2 separate regions of the Homo sapiens genome follow, and region 1 is linked to region 2. A link is a loop called in an ENCODE intact Hi-C map of the cell type or tissue named here. Cell type or tissue: adrenal gland. All regions are shown on one strand. Each heading gives the region's core, and the rest is flanking DNA. Links, peaks and the distances in the headings are about the cores only.

The links. Hi-C counts contacts between places; a loop is a spot of excess contacts. Peaks named below come from ENCODE experiments on the same cell type or tissue, not always from the same donor. Only the 100,000 strongest peaks of a DNase experiment are listed, where the experiment ranks them.
Region 1: it touches region 2 in a loop (2.0-fold over the local background); 10 of 110 quality-filtered maps call a loop at or near these places.

The regions. Positions count from the first base shown.
Region 1 is chr17:1,845,978-1,848,783 of GRCh38, forward strand. The region is part of intron 4 of RPA1 (replication protein A1); the gene reads left to right. Among named protein-coding and RNA genes, the nearest start is that of RPA1, 17 kb to the left of the region's middle. In adrenal gland, for the core only: no CTCF peak of the experiment used is centred there; a DNase peak (open chromatin) is centred at 1,388.
Region 2 is chr17:1,729,404-1,732,209 of GRCh38, forward strand. It overlaps WDR81 (WD repeat domain 81), which reads left to right. Exons shown (of 10, transcript NM_001163809.2): 2 at 977-1,084; 3 at 1,352-1,542; 4 at 1,665-1,855. Among named protein-coding and RNA genes, the nearest start is that of WDR81, 6.1 kb to the left of the region's middle. In adrenal gland, for the core only: no CTCF peak of the experiment used is centred there; DNase peaks (open chromatin) are centred at 823, 1,028 and 1,528; H3K27ac peaks cover 2,127 bases.

The sequences.
Region 1 (2,806 bases), core at 243-2,742, 120 kb after region 2:
TAACAATACTAAGAGGTTTAAGTAATTAGTTTTTTAAATTCTGTTATACTGATTTTAGGACTCTTACATTTTCTCCAGCTGTTCTTTTTTCCTACCTCTTTATCTCTGTGTTGGTTGGATTTCACTCAATAACTTTTTTCTGGACTGGCTCTTTAGTGCCGTCTTCCCCATTATCAGCCTGTTGGTCTTTATGCTAGAATGACCACTTGCCTGGCTGTCTATTGTTAGGTTATGTGGCTTTACCCTCAGAATTTTGTCTTCTGGCATTGAATGTTGATCTGGAGAAGTCTTAAGGCCAGCCTGGTTTGATTTCTTCCCTTGTAGGAAGCTTTGCTTTTTTTTTTTTTTTTTTTTTTTCTCCTGAGGCCTCACTCTGGTTGCCCAGGCGGGAGTGCAGTGGCACCATCAGGGCTCACTGTAGCCTTGACCTCCCGGGCTCAGGTGATTCTCCCACCTCAGCCTCCCGAGTAGCTGGGACTACAGGCGCCCACCACCACGCCTGGCTAATTTTGTTTTGTATTTTTAGTAGAGACGGGGTTTCACCATGTTAGCCAGGATGGTCTCGATCTCCTGACCTCGTGATCCACCTGCCTCAGCCTCCCAAAGTGCTGGGATTACAGGCGTGAGCCACCGTGGCCGGCCGTCCATATTCTTTTTTCTTCTGGTATGTGGTATGCTTGTTCAGTCTGCCGATTCAGTTCTTTTCAACGAAGTTTTTCTGTGTGTTATTCCTTAATGTTGTTTTCTATTTCACTTATTGAGTTCCAGTTTTTTACATACGTTGTAGATAACTTTGATCTCCGCATAGGTCTTTACTTTAACCTTTTTTCTGATGGATGCATTGGCTTGCTTCGAGGTTTTCCAACGTAATAGTACAGTTTTTAGTTTTCTCTCTTCTACTCCTCAATCTTTATAAATTATTAGATGTATAATAGTATTGATTTTGTTCTGTTTTTTTCTTAGCTGTTCAAGCTCCCTTTTCTTCTTAGTCTCTTGTTTTAGCTCATCTTTTGACTGTTAATTTGTTGGATTCATATAGTCGTACTTATTTTGCCAATCGCTTTTGGGAAGTGTCACTCCTTTTCTTGGCTTGTACTTTCTTCCAGAGTGGGTTCTTTAATCGGCTTTGCCTCCCTGTTGCTTTCCCTTTTATGCATTGTTGTGTATTGTATTGTTGCTTTGTCATCATCCCTTTTTATTTTGTTCATGCTTAATGTGGACAGTCCTGTCCAGACTTGGTATTTGCTCTGACATAGTCTAGGCTAGGTACATGTTGCCAACCTTCTCACTTGGGACCTTTTATCTTCCACTCCAGGCTATCTTGGAGCGCTTAAGTGGTGTTTTGCAGCCACTTTTCTGTCCTCCAGGGCATGGTTGTGGGAGAGGGTGGAAGTGTTGCTGGGATTGAGTGCAGTCCTTGCTGGGAAACTTCACAGCCCACTCTCTCCAGTCACGGAGACAGCTCCACTCCCCTGGGCTTTGCCTGATGGCACTGCCTCAGCTTGCAGGCTTGCCTCATATTCTTTTGTACCTCTGCTGAGAGCCTGTGTGTGCGGCTGGGTTTATTTACTCCTTGCTTTTTTGGTGATCATTCAGGTTTATTCTAAACAGGACTTGAGCAGTCATCCTTGTACTTTATCTTAACGTGTTTATGCTTTTATTTCTGAATAACAGATCATTAGAATTTGTATTGTGGGGTCAACGGACATCTGTGGAAAGTATACTAATTATACTCATAAATGTTATATAAGAGTATCTATTGGCCAGGCACAGTGGCTCAGGCCTGTAATCCCAGCACTTTGAGAGGCTGAGGCGGGGCAGATCACAAGGACAGGAGATCGAAACCAGCCTGGCCAACATGGTGAAACCCCATCTCTACTAAAAATACACAAATTAGCTGGGCGTGGTGGCGGGTGCGGCCTGTAATCTCAGCTACTCAGGAGGCTGAGGCAGGAGAATCGCTTGAACCCAAGAGGCGGAGGTTGCAGTGAGCCGAGACTCCAGCCTCGGTTACAGAGCAAGACCCCATCTCCAAAAAAAAAAAGCGTATCTCTGAATAGACAAATCCATAGAAACAAATTCAATGACTGGTTCTCAGGGGTGGTAGAGTGTGGAGTGACTGTCATTGTACACATGGTTTCTTTTGCTGATGACAACAGTGTTCTAAAGTGAGGTAGTGGTGATGCTTGCATAACTGCAAAATGCAAAACCCATAGGATTATCCACTCTGGAAGGGTGAGTTCATTATGGTACGTGAATGATATCTCAATAAACATGTTATTTAAAAAGAAGTGTTTGCCATTAAGCTTGTCAACATACTGTGTATTAGTCATATTTTAAAGAATAATTATCAGCCAGGCACGGTGGCTCATGCCTGTAATCCCAGCACTTTGGGAGGCTGAGGCAGGCAGATCACCTGAGGTCAGGAGTTTGAGACCAGCCTGGTCAACATGGTGAAACCCGTCTCTACTAAAAATACAAAAATCAGCCGGGCATGGTGGCACATGCCTGTAATCCCAGCTACTCGGGAGGCTGAGGCAGGAGAATTGCTTCAACCCGGGAGGCAGAAGTTGCAGTGAGTCAAGATTGCGCCATTGTACTCCATCCTGGGTGACAAGTTTTTCTTGCCCAGGCTGGAGTGCAATGGTGCCATCTCGGCTCACTACAACCTCTGCCTCCCGAGTTCAAGCAATTCTCTGCCTCAGCCTCCTGGGTAGCTGGGATTACAGATGTGCACCACCATGCCTGGCTAATTTTTTTGTATTTTTAGTAGAGACGGGGTTTCACCATCTTGGCCAGGCTGGCC
Region 2 (2,806 bases), core at 40-2,539:
CAGGAGGTGGAGGTTGCAGTGAGCTGAGATCACACCACTGCACTGCAGCTTGGGCAACAGAGCGGGACTCCGTCTCAAAAAAGAAAAAAAAAATGGTGCTTTTACATCTAGTTTTCAAGGGTCAGAGCAGGCTTCCTTAAAAGGAGAGACAGTTGAGGTTCAAGGAGGAGTAGGAAGAAGGTAGACAAAAATGGGCAAAAAGAAAGTCTGAAGGCTGAGGGAACAGCATGTGTGAGGCTCTGAGGCTGTCATGTTCCATTAAAGAAGAGAAGCGGGGGACCGGGCGCGGTGCTTCACGCCTGTAATCCCAGCACTTTGGGAGGCTGAGGCGGATGGATCACAAGGTCAGGAGATTGAGACCATCCTGGCCAATATGGTGAAACCCCATCTCTACTAAAAATACAAAAACTTAGCTGGGCATGGTGGAGGGTGCCTGTAATCTCAGCTATTTGGAAGGCTGAGGCAGGAGAATCGCTTGAACCCGGAGGTTCAAGGAGGAGAGTCAGGGCGGTGGAAGGTGGAGGTTGCAATGAACTGAGATTGTGCCATTGCACTCCAGCCTGGGCAACAGTGCGAGACTCTGTCTCAAAAAAAAAAAAAAAGAAGAAGAAGAAGAAGAGAAGCAGGGAAAGGCCGTTATGGCGAGACCGAGGGAGTGGAGGGAAGAGAGGCCAGAGGGAAGGTGGCCAGGGCCGGGCCAGGCCTTGTTAAGGAGTTTCAGAAGACCCACGGGCAGGCTAACTTCCTGCGGGTCGTGCCTGTGGAGAGGAACCTGCGGCAGCCAGAGTCCCACAGGCCAGGGCCTGGGCACCTCTGCCGCTGTTACGTGGAGGGGGTGGTGTGGGACAGCCGGCCCGGGCTGGGCTCTTGGCAGAGCTGCAGCCGCAGGTGGTTGAGTGGGGTGCCGTGGGGTGGGGTGGGAGGGGTGATGAGCCCCTGTTATCTGAGGAGCTCAGGGCCTGCTCCCACCCCGCAGATACAGCCTGCAAGATGGTCCGCTGGCTGTCTGCCAAGCTCGGCCCCACAGTGGCCTCTCGCCACGTGGCCCGGAACCTGCTCCGCCTGCTGACGTCTTGTTATGTTGGTAAGGAGGCCTGCGGTCAGTGCTGGAGATGAGGCTTTCTCCCAGGCCCTCTGCCTAGCTTCAGCGCTCTCCGGCGGGGATCCTTCCCACCCCTCCCTCAAACCACCCCCCGGCCAGGTGCTGGGTCCCAGTCTAAGTGCCAGCCTTGGGTAGGGCCAGGCTGGGCCCCCAGCTAGAGTGAGCTCAAGCGGCCAGCACAGCCCTGCAGGGCCAGGCTACCCCCGGCCCTCCACTGGCGACTCAGGGCTGCTGGCCCTTCCGTGGCAGGACCCACTCGGCAGCAGTTCACAGTGAGCAGTGGCGAGAGCCCACCGCTGAGCGCCGGCAACATCTACCAGAAGAGGCCGGTCCTGGGCGACATCGTGTCAGGGCCTGTGCTCAGCTGCCTCCTCCACATCGCCCGCCTGTATGGGGAGCCTGTCCTCACCTACCAGTACCTGCCCTACATCAGCTACCTGGTCAGTCGCTGGTTTGGCAGGCCCGGGGCTGGGAAGGCTGAGGACCTGAGGGCCGGCCCGGGCTCTCTTGGTGCCAGGGGGTCTGTGGGGCTGCCCGGCCCTCATCTGCTCGGTGGCTCTAGGTGGCCCCAGGGAGTGCCTCAGGCCCCAGCCGACTGAACAGCCGTAAGGAGGCGGGGCTGCTGGCCGCGGTGACGCTGACTCAGAAGATCATCGTGTACCTCTCAGACACCACACTCATGGACATCCTGCCCCGGATCAGCCATGAGGTCCTGCTGCCCGTGCTCAGCTTCCTCACCTCCCTCGTCACGGGGTAGGCCTCTGCCCCAGCTGATGTAGGGGGACCGGCCCAGCGGAGGGGCTGCCCAGGAGGGGGTGGGAAGCTCAGGGGAGAGGACGTAACACTGGACTGGGTGTCAAGAGTCCTGGTTTTGATCCCGGCTGTGTGACCCTGAGCAAACCACACCCTTTTCCTGTGCCTCAGTTTCCTCATCTGGTTTGGACCAGTTGGTCTTGGAGCTCTTTCATTTAAAGCTTTTGATATGTCCGGGCACGGTGGCTCATGCCTGTAATCCCAGCACTTTGAGAGGCTGAGGCGGGAAGATTGCTTGAGCCCAGGAGTTCAAGACCAGCCTGGGCAACAAAATGAGACCCCCTCTCTAAAAATATATATAAAGGCCGAGCGTGGTGTCTCACCCCTGTAATCCCAGCACTTTGGGGGGCCAAGGCGGGTGGATCACGAGGTCAGGAGTTTGAGACCCACCTGGCCAACATGGTGAAACCCCGTCTCCACTAAAAATACAAAATCTTCGCTGGGCATGGCAGCAGGTGCCTGCAATCCCAGGTTCTCGGGAGGCTGCAATCCCAGGTTCTCAGGAGGCTGAGGCGGGAGAATTGCTTGAACCCAGGAAGCGGAGGTTGCAGTGAGCTGAGATCACGCCATTGTACTGCAGCCTAGGCGACAGAGCAAGACTCTGTCTCAAAAAAAAAAAAAAGTATATATATATGCTGGGTGCTGTGGCTCATGCCTGTAATCCCAGCACTTTGGGAGGCCAAGGTGGGTGGATCGCTTGAGGTCAGGAGTTCGAGACCAGCCTGGCCAATATGGCAAAACCCTGTCTCTACTAAAAATACAAAAAAAATTAGCCGGGTATGGTGGCTCATGCCTGTAGTCCCAGCTACTCGGGAGACTGAGGCAGGAGAATCGCTTGAACCCGGGAGGCAGAGGTTGCAGTGAGCCGAGATCGCACCACTGCACTCCAGC